Regions from separate parts of the Mus musculus genome. Here region 2 is linked to region 1. The links are chromatin contacts, found by Hi-C or POLR2A ChIA-PET in ENCODE. All regions are on one chromosome and are shown on one strand. Each heading gives the region's core, a stretch centred on a gene start or an enhancer-like site at or near the end of the contact. The rest is flanking DNA. Distances are from core to core; before and after follow the strand shown.

Region 1 (4,946 bases), core at 1,476-3,975:
GAATATTGCTAGTAGAATCTTGTGCTGTGTCCCCAGTACCTCAAACACAAAACGAAACCATTCTAAGAGAACATTAAAACAGTCTTCATAAAGAGAAGGCTACGGGTATGGTGGCACACGCCTTTAATCCCAGCACTCGGGAGGCAGAGACAGGCAGATTTCTGAGTTCGAGGCCAGCCTGGTGTACAAAGTGAGTTCCAGGACAGCCAGAGCTTTATACAGAGAAACCCTGTCTCGAAAAACAGAGAGAGAGAGAGAGAGAGAGAACGCTATAATGCATCAAGCATGCAAAGATTTAAGTCCCTCATCTTAAGGTGGGGCAAGAGTCTTTCACTTGTATTAGTCATGATCACGATTTGAAATTAGCTATTATTTTTGTACTCATTTCCAGATCTCACAAAAAAGTCTCATTCTGTGATAAGCTACTTAGAAATAATCAGCCCCCTGTAAAGGATTCTCTTAGTTCTGAGGATTTTTCTTTTGTTTTTATTTTCAAACAGAATTTCTCTATGCATCCCGACTGTCCTGGAACTCTCCATGTACATTAAACTGGACTGGAATAGGCAGAGATCTGCCTGCCTCTGACTCTTGAGTGCTGCGCTTAAAGGTGTGCAAAAGAGAGCCTGGCAGGTTTGAGTATTTAGAAATTCATGAAGCAAGCAGGACAGTGTGGCACATGCTTTTAATCCCAGCACTCCAGAGGCAGAAGCAGGCAGCTCACTGAGTTTGAGGCCACCCTGGTTTACAGAGCAAAGTTCCACAACAGCCAGGGCTAACACAAAGAAACCCTATCTCAAAACAAAACAACAAAAAAACCCTAAAAACTAAAAATAAAAGCTGAAACAAACCCAAGCAGCAGAGGACAGCGGCTCACATCTAGGACGCTAACTAGCACCTGGGAGGTGGAGGAAACCACCTCAAACTCACTATGGCTTTAACGCACAAATGAGGATCTGTCAGGCTTTCCTCAGTCCTCACCCCAAATGGGAAATTCTCCACTCGGAATAGCAAGTCGGTCAAGAACTATCGAAGTTTTGGACTCTTCCTTTTGAACTCTTTTGGGTAACCCTAAACTGTCAGGTGTCCAGGTAGTAATTTCAATGGTAAAGACTTTCACAGTAGTACTGAACTTGAAACCACCATAAATTATTCTCTTTGGCGGCTCCACTTTAGAGCAATACAACATTTTACATAGGCAGTTTTTATTATTATGCCTCTCCCCCAACCCACCATTAAGTTACAAATGAAAACTCTAATGTAACCAATGAAGTTCTCCACTCCTCACTGCGACTTGGCATACTAAGTCTGAATTTACAGTCTCTCCACAGCTCTCCCTCCTACCTTAACTTTATAACTATAAATACTTTTTCAAGAAATACTAAGACTATACAGAAGTTTCGCCCCTAGGTGAGACTTTCACCCGAAGCCCACAAACTTTTTGTCTCAAATTTATCTTTTAAAGGGAGCTGAAGGGAAACACTGGGTGTTAAAAATACAACAAGAGAGAGGAGACAGGAAGCCAGCAAGTGAGATGAACACTGAGCCTGGGCCCAGCACAGGTCAGTCAGCCTGAGCCTCTGCCAGAAAAGGCCAGGTAACATTTTCTCTTGTGTAAGTTTCTTTGTCTCTCGGCCTACCAATGAAACCTCCAGCACATCTCCAAACTACTGTATTTCATTTCACCAGTACTTAGGATACTTCCCAAAGGAATCCCTTTCTCAGTCGTGAACTCGCTTTTAAAGATCTTTCTGACTATGTACGGTTCCATTCCAAGACTACAAACCTCCTTTTCAGAGGACAAACTTAAGACAAAACAAAAAAACAAAACAAAACAAACCAGGAATGGGTTCTCCGAAGGCTCTCAGACCTTCCTCGCATTCTCGGAACAGATATCTAAGTTCCCAATAAACAATGAACCACAAAAGTATTAGACTACACGGGGAAGAGGAAGTATTAGAATATCCAAACAGCACGAAAACCCCACAGTCGCCTCTATCGTCCCAGTTTACTACCACCCCCAACTTCCTACTTCCACCGAGGACTAATCGATTCCCGCTCGGGTGGAGATTCACGAAGGCAGCAGGCGCTGGCCAGTCGGGGACTGAGTGCTTTCACTGCGTGGTGGAAGGAGGCTAGCCAAGGGCTGGGCAGAGAATGGGAAGCTGGGTGTTATGGGGGAGGGGGGATTTAGGGCGCCAGGGCTAATCCCGGCCAGGGCCCGCGGGTGGAAGGGGCAGCAGGCGAACCTCCCGGAAGGCGAGGCAAGCCGGTGCGCGGGGCTTGCGGGTCGCAAGCAGGGGAGGACGCCGGCGGCCGCATCGGGGGCGGGTGGCGGGCCGCACAAGGGAGGAGGCTCCGGTCGAGCTACTGTTTGGGGTGCGAGAGCTGGCCTTCGCCGCCGCCCGAGACCCCTCCGAGCTCACACCTCAAACCTGCTCTTGGTCACTCCGTTCACGTCCCTCCTCATGGGGCCGGCGGGTGCGGCCCGGGCAGGGCGCTGCGGCGTGCGGAGTGCAAAGATAGGGGCCAGGGCAGGCCCCGGAGTTCCGGGAGCGGGAGGCGGCGGCGGCAGCAAGGCGAGGCTCGCCCGGCCGACGCGGAGGAGCGACCGCTCGAGTCCCGCGGGGGCCTCCACCACCGCCCGCGGCGTCCGCGGCCGCGACGACTGCCAGTCGCTAGCTCGGTCCTCTCCAAAGCCTCAACTTCAACCCAAAACAAAAACACTCCCCACCTGCCAGCAACGCCGCTCCTCATTGGGCAGAGCCGCCCGGGCCTCGGAACGTCGGGGGAGGGGAGGAGCGCTCGGCGGCGGCGGCGCGAGCCCACCCCTCCCCCACCCGGCGCAGCCCCGGACGGTGAGCCCGCGAGCGCCTGGAACGTGGGGTGACCGGGCGCCAGCCCACCAGGACAAGGAGAAGCAGGGAAGTGCCCAAGTGCGCGCCTGCTTCGGTGCGCGCGCGGGCGTGGGGGGGGGGGGCACGGTGTGTGTGCTGTGGGGCGGGTGCGAGTGCGCGCGTGCCCGCGGACCGGCGAGAAGAGCAGAACAGGGACAGGAACATCACCGGATCCCCTCCAGCACTGCGAGGGCTCACTGGCACGTAGCGACCCACGCGGAACCTGAGCTTTCAGCCTAGGGTCCCCAGCTCTGATCTGATCACTTCCCCGGCGGCCTGAGCTGGCACCCACGTCTTTCTGACCACCCAGCTCCCGTCCTCTATCACTCACTGTCGCCTTGAACCCAAAGTGCAGCAGGCGGTCCCTGCTCGGAGCCATTTTCCTCCTCTTTCTAGACGTCTCTAGGTTGGGGCAGTGCCGCCGCCGCTGCCGCCGTAGGTGCTGCCGCCGCCTCCCCCACCCCGGTGAATTGCATTACGGGGTGCTGCAGGGAGGCCTGGGGGGCCCCTGCGGGGCGGATGGCTCTCAGTGCCAGGCTCCAGAAGGCAGGAGCTGGTTGCGCTAAGAGGAGGACGTAGCGCCAGCTCTGCACAGGAGCTGGCAGCGAGGCTACACCTCGGGATCAGGGGGTGCAATGCCCCAGCCCAGTACCCATTCCTTGGGCCGGGGGAGGGGCTGGCGTCAATCGGGTGGGGGCGGGCAAGGCACAAGGGCCATTGGCGTCCCCGCCCCTCCGGCCGCTGGCGCCCAATGGGCTGCAGCGGCTGCTCACCCTCCAATCGGAGAGCTGGTTCGTGAGAGCCACGGCGTGACGCCATTTCGGCGGGAGAAACAAGCATGTAGGAGCGAGTAGGCGGGGGCGGTTGCCCATAGGAAACTCTTCCATTGGATTTCGCTCCTAGTATAAAAGGTAGTCTGTCATCTTTTTGTTAACTCCAGCCTTCAAGACTTCCAAAATCTATGACCTATTTTCCACGAATTATGAAACAACCGAGAGTGAAATTGCTCCGTCAGAGACATTACAAAATGTACCAAACCTGAAATATTAAAAACTACCATAAATCCCAGCCGTCCTAATTAGACCTTAATACTGCTTCCAATTTTATGCTCAAAGCAATTACGAGTTTGTCGTCAGACCTTTTCTACTTAGTTTTAGAACTTGAAAAAGATGAACTTTTAAGAGCAAAAGTGTTACAGTATACCCACATACATGAAATAAGCAAATGTGTACAAAAAGAGAGAAAGGCTGGTCCTCTTTAAAAACTAAAAGAGCAAAATGTTGTGAACCTTTTTTAAAAAAAACTTATGATTTATAGTCCCTAAAATAAAATGTTCCTTTTTTTTTTTTTTTTTTTTTTGAGATTGTTTATGAAGCCTGTTCTGGTCGTCTGGAAGTCAGAGATCCACCTGTCTCTGCCTCCAGTTCTGGCATTAAAGGCATTTGTCACGCCTGACAGAACTTTTTTTTTTCCCTGAAGAGGCATTCCTAAGCAAACTACCTTTAAAAAACTTAGTTCTTTGGCCCACAAAAACCTAGTTCACATGAGACATTCTGAGTCCCACATGTTTTTTTTTTAAATACTTACTTTATGCATATGAGTACACAATTGAGTACACAGCAGAAGAGGACATCTGATCCCATTACAGATGGTTGGGAGCCACCATGTGATTGCTGGGAATTGAACTCAAGACCTCTGGAAGAGCAGTCAGTGCGCTAAACCTCTGAGCCATCTCTCCAGCTCTTCCTCCCCCCCATGCTTTTAAAAGTATTTACTTCAGGCAGTGGGGAAAAACAAAAAACAAAGTTTAGTGGCATCCAAAAGCTGTTTCTCCCAGCAAGAATTACTGATAAAGGTTTAACTGCAAGTCAAGAAAAGGTGAGAAAGAGAAAAGTTGACAGACAAGTATGGGAAAGAAAAAAAAATCTGGCCTCATTGGTCTACCAACTGTGCTGTGGGCTCATTTAGAACAGTACTCAGTGAAGCTGTTGGGTTTCTAATTAATTTGGATTTTTGAGAGGTTAACAAATGGAAATATTCAACGAATATGAT
Region 2 (4,946 bases), core at 1,325-3,824, 44 kb after region 1:
AAATATGTTGGGTATGCATTTTTTTGGGTTTTTTTGGGGGAAGGGTTGCTGTTATTGTTTTGATTTTTTGACTCATGGATGTGTGGCATGTCTGTGCAGTGCTCATGGAGGCCAGAAGACACCGAGACTCCTGAAACTAAAGTTACAAATGCTTGTGAGTTGCTACGTGGACATGTGTTTCCTGGGAACCAAACCTGAACCTATGCCAAAAGCACAGGGCTCTTAAACCCTCAGCTCGATCTCCAGCCACCTCCCTGCTTTTTTTCTTCCATTTTGAGACAGTCTCTCACAGCCCAGCTGACCATGACCTTGAGGGCTGACAAGATGGCTACAAGAGTAGAGGCACCCGCAATGCCAAACATGAGAGTCTGGGTTCACGCCCCAGAGCCCACAGTGGATATGGTAGATGCCCTACCTCCTAGTAAAGAAATGTAAGTGGTGACCTCCTCATACTCCTACCTCTACCTATGAAGTGCTAGGATTATAAACATGGGTCACCTCCCAGGCTTGCCCAGACTATGCTCTAAGGCATCCTCTTGTCTCCTTTCATCAGCCTCCTATGGGTGTGTGCCGCTATGAGGTACGGCTGAGACAGAGCTTCCCTGGCTGTCTTGTCTCTTTGTAGGTCTGGCTGGCTTCAAACTCAGGGATCCACCTGCCTCTTTCTACTAAGTGCTAGGACTAAGGCAGGAACCATCACCAGTTGGCTCTTTGCGTGTTAGTTTTTAAGACAGGGTTTCTCACTGGACCCTTGGGCTCACAACACCTTGAAGGATATACTTGGAGCACAATTTAAGGAAGACGTTATTATAATTAGGGGTTTTAGGGCTGGAGAGATGGCTCAGAGGTTAAGAGCACTAACTGCTCTTCTGAAGGTCCTGAGTTCAATTCCCAGCAACCACATGGTGGCTCACAACCATCCATAATGAGATCTGACACCCTCTTCTGGAGTGTCTGAAGACAACTACAGTGTACTTACATATATAATAAATAAAATCTTTAAAAAAAAAATAATTAGGGGTTTTTTTTGTTTTGTTTTGTTTTGGTTTTTGGAGACAGGGTTTCTCTGCGTAGCCCTGGCTGTCCTGGAACTCACGCTGTAGACCAGGCTGGCCTCGAACTCAGAAACCGCCTGCCTCTGCCTCCCAGGTGCTGGGATTAAAGCTGTGGGCCACCACACCTGGCTCCCTTTTTCCTTTTCTTTTGGTGCTGGGAATTGAACCCATGGACAAGAAGACATTACTCTAACCACTGCTCTACATTCCCAGCCTCTAAATTATCTTTAAATTAACATACAAAGCAATGCATATCATTTTGGCATTCTTATACATATAGGCCATTATACTTGGTCCAAGTCCTCTCCCTCTGAGAGCCACACTGCCCCAACCTCCAAACAGCCAAACCTCTCACTTCATTTCATATTCCACTAACCTTTCTATCCTGCAGACCTCCTTTGTTCCCACATGGTCCCATGTTTTCACAACCAACACACACCAACACATACCTACGTCGAGATTCCTCATAAGAGAAAATGTGCTATTTATCTTAATATGGCTTATTTTGAGTATCGTCCACTTTGCTACAAATGTCGAGACTTCATTTTTGGATAAGCCAGTCCAGGTCGTGGGAGGGAGTATCTGAACCAAGAATCAAACTCTTAGCTGGCCGAGAGGTGTGTAAGCCCGCACTTGGGAGGCTGAGGCAGGGGGACCTTGTCTCAAGAAACAAAGAAGATTCTATCCCTTCCCTTTTCTTCCCTCAACTGGGAAACTGGTTTGGGGATTGTTCCTGCCAGTTTATAGTTCTGAACACCTCTCCCCCAAGCTTTAAAGCCACCGGTCGTGCACAACTGAAAGCAGTTCGTAAAGACACAGCACAGTATTTGAACACTATGACCTTCCAAGTAATAAACGGCCCGCTTTTACTATGATGAAGATCGAACCAAGCAAGTCACTCCGGCTAAAACACCCTCCATTACTTTGACATTACATTGTTCTAGTGTCATCTTCAGCGATCTCTCCTGGAACAAAGCATCAACAAGTTTCAGTTTCCCTCTCCTTGGGTCCCACCGGGCTAAGCTCAAAGTACCCTGAGGCTCAACTTCCTCGTCCCTCGTCCCGCAGAAAACCTTTCACGAGTGGAGGAGACGGGGGAGCAGCGCCCCGGAGGAGGCGCTCCAGCATCTGTAGGGCTCGGTCGGGATCTAAGATGCACATTCCACCAGGATCCGGTCCCACGCACGGTGGCCCTGGAGGGGCGTGGGTCCCCACCTCCTCTCTCGGATTGGCTCGCCGCAGCGGTGTACCGCCCCTCCTTCCCCGCCACCCCCCAGTCACTCACCCTCGGTTTCCCCCTGAGCCTTCATCCTGACAGCGGGGAGGTCTTGGGTCCGCCACGAGCCGGGGAGCCTTTCCCCGCCACTCAGAGGGGAACCAAGTTAGCCTGGGCTCCGGGGAAGCGGCGCACCAGCGGCCCCGACTCTTCCGGGGAAGGCTCAGTCTGAAGTCCCCGGCGGCAAGAAGAGAAGGGTGCTCGCGGCCGCCGCCATCTTCCCCAACGGAACTTCCCAAAGATCGCGAGATTAATCGTGTTCCTGTGAGACGGAGGAAGAAGGAACCGCACCAAAGTCTCGCGGAGGTTGGCTGATTTCGTCCTCCCCGCAGGATCTCTAGCAGGCCCGGCTCCGATTGGCTCAGAATTCACACCTTGGCGTCTAAGGGTGTGTGCCCAGAGTTGACATCTCTCTGAAAGTTTATGTTTGCATCCCGACAGTTACACAATTTGTAAATTAAAAGCGTTAGCTCTTCCGTCCCGCGGTGGTGGCGGCTCAAGCCTTTGATCCCAGCAGACAGGCGGAACTCTGAGTTCGAGGCCAGCCTGGTCTACAGTGTGAGTTCCAGGACAGCCATGGCTACACAGAGAAACCCTGTCTCAAACGAAACAAAATGTTTGCTCTTTGAGCACCTGGAAAAGTGGCACACTCCTATAATCCCAATGAGGAAGGGGATAGTGAAAACCGGTCCTTACAAAATAATCTCTACTGAAAGATTTCCAGTGAGTTTTAGTGTTTGGGTGTTTAGAGTTTGCCTGGTGGTGGCGCACACCTTTAATCCCAGCGCTCTGAAGGGAGAGGCAGGTAGATCTCTGAGTATGAGGGCAGCCTGGTCTACAAAGTTTCTGGACAGCCAAGGCTACAGAGAAACCTTGCCTGGACAAAAACAAAACAAAACAACAAAAAAGTAAGATTTGTAAGATGACAAGACTTGTAACTCACCAGCAACATACCTGATTAGCATGTCTGAAGTCCTGGGTTTAATTCCTAGAGAAAGTGGGAAGGTGAAATTTCCTGAAGAACCAGAAGCAGTTATGTTGTTTAAAAAAAAGAAAGAAGGGGCTGGAGAGATGGCTCAGTTAATTTAAGAGCACCGACTGCTCTTCAGGAGGTCCTGAGTTCAATTCCCAGCAACCACATGGTGGCTCACAACCATCTGTAATGAGATCTGACTCACTCTTCTGGAGTGTCTGAAGACAGGTACAGTATATATATATACACACACACACACACATACATATACACATATACACGCATACATACATATATATATAATAAATAAAAGAAAAAGAAAGGAACTAGGGAGGCAGAGGCAGGCAGATTTCTGAGTTGGAGGCCAGCCTGGTTTACAGAGTGAGTTCCAGGACAGCCAGGGCTACACAGAGAAACCCTGTCTCGAAAAACCAAAAAAAAAAAAAAAACCCAAAAAACAAAACAAACAAACAAACAAAAACAAAACAAAAAAAGAATGACTTCACACACACAAAGAAGATGATTTTTGGAAAACATTATCATCGTTTACCATGTTGAGCTTGGCTCTGTACAGAAATTAACAGTATATTGATCTAAATTGAGCTTAATTTGTTTCCCATTTGTACAGAGGTAATGCACAATTTATAGTAAATAAATAAGGACTTAACCTATATCAAGCACAGAAACTGTTAAAGTAATATCTAAAATTCTTAAAAAGAGGACCGCAGTACTTTAGGCTTTTGTTGCTGTTTGTCTTATTGGTTTTGAGACAGGGCTCCTGTAGCTCTGGCTGCTCGGGGCCTGGATGCATGGTCAGACTGGCCTGACTTCACAAAGATCCACCGGCTTCCTCATCCTGCTTATGTTCAGCACCACAGCACCTACACTCCAGTACTGGTGCTTTTTACACACCCTGGAAGCAAGTCTAACCTATTTCATTCAGTTTTATACATTTTATAAGACTACATAGGATTTTAGGTTAGAGAACTTTTTTTTTTCTGATTCTACTATGTATTATCATTGATTTTTATAACACCAGTGAAAACACACGTTTAACTTACTCTCTACAATATGAATCACAAAAAACATCTTCAGTCAATGTCTTGATAAATCTTCACAAACACAATTTCTGTAATTCTGAGACGTTCATGACCTCTGGAAACAATCAGAATAAACTTCAACAGTGAGTAAAAGATCTGATCTTAGTGTAGTTCATTTGTTCTTTCTTTCTTTCTTTCTTCCTTTCTTTTTTTTGAGACATGGTTTCTCTCTGTAGCCCTGGCTGTCCTGGATCTTGCTCTGTAGGCCAGGCTGGCCTCCTACTAAGGGATCCTCCTGCCTCTGCCTAGAGTGCTGGGATTAAAGGGTGTGCCACTGCTGCCTAGGTTGTGTCGAATACTTTCAATCGCAGAACTCTGGAGACAGAGGTAGGCAGATTTGTGACAGAGAGGCCAGCATGTCTACACACCAAGTTCTAGACCAACCAGATTCATGTAGAGAGACCTGGTCTCAAAAAAAAATTTTTTTAATGGATATGAGTGCTCTATCTGTGTGTATACCTGCATGCCACAGAGGGCATCATATCACATTATAGATGATTATGAACCACCATGTGGTTGCTAATTGAACTCAAGACCTCTGG

What was found. Hi-C counts contacts between places; a loop is a spot of excess contacts on that map. ChIA-PET counts read pairs that join two places held with the same protein, here RNA polymerase II (POLR2A).
Region 2: a map of CH12.LX shows a loop between it and region 1 (2.6-fold over the local background). The contact joins the promoter of Med1 here to the promoter of Fbxl20 in region 1. A Hi-C loop is called at or near these places in 4 of 37 maps with a recorded cell type or tissue (CH12.LX, T-helper 1 cell, gastrocnemius and 1 more). POLR2A ChIA-PET finds 5 or more read pairs at or near these places in 4 of 5 experiments (Patski and embryonic stem cell).

The regions. Positions count from the first base shown.
Region 1 is chr11:98,146,891-98,151,836 of GRCm38, forward strand. It overlaps Fbxl20 (F-box and leucine-rich repeat protein 20), which reads right to left and starts at 2,726. Exons shown (of 15, transcript NM_028149.1): 1 at 2,426-2,726. The coding sequence starts at 2,467.
Region 2 is chr11:98,190,719-98,195,664 of GRCm38, forward strand. Med1 (mediator complex subunit 1) reads right to left here and starts at 2,575. Exons shown (of 17, transcript NM_001080118.1): 1 at 2,341-2,575. The coding sequence starts at 2,365. It overlaps Gm38963 (a long non-coding RNA gene), which reads right to left. Exons shown (of 4, transcript XR_880193.2): 3 at 4,366-4,459; 4 at 3,218-3,319.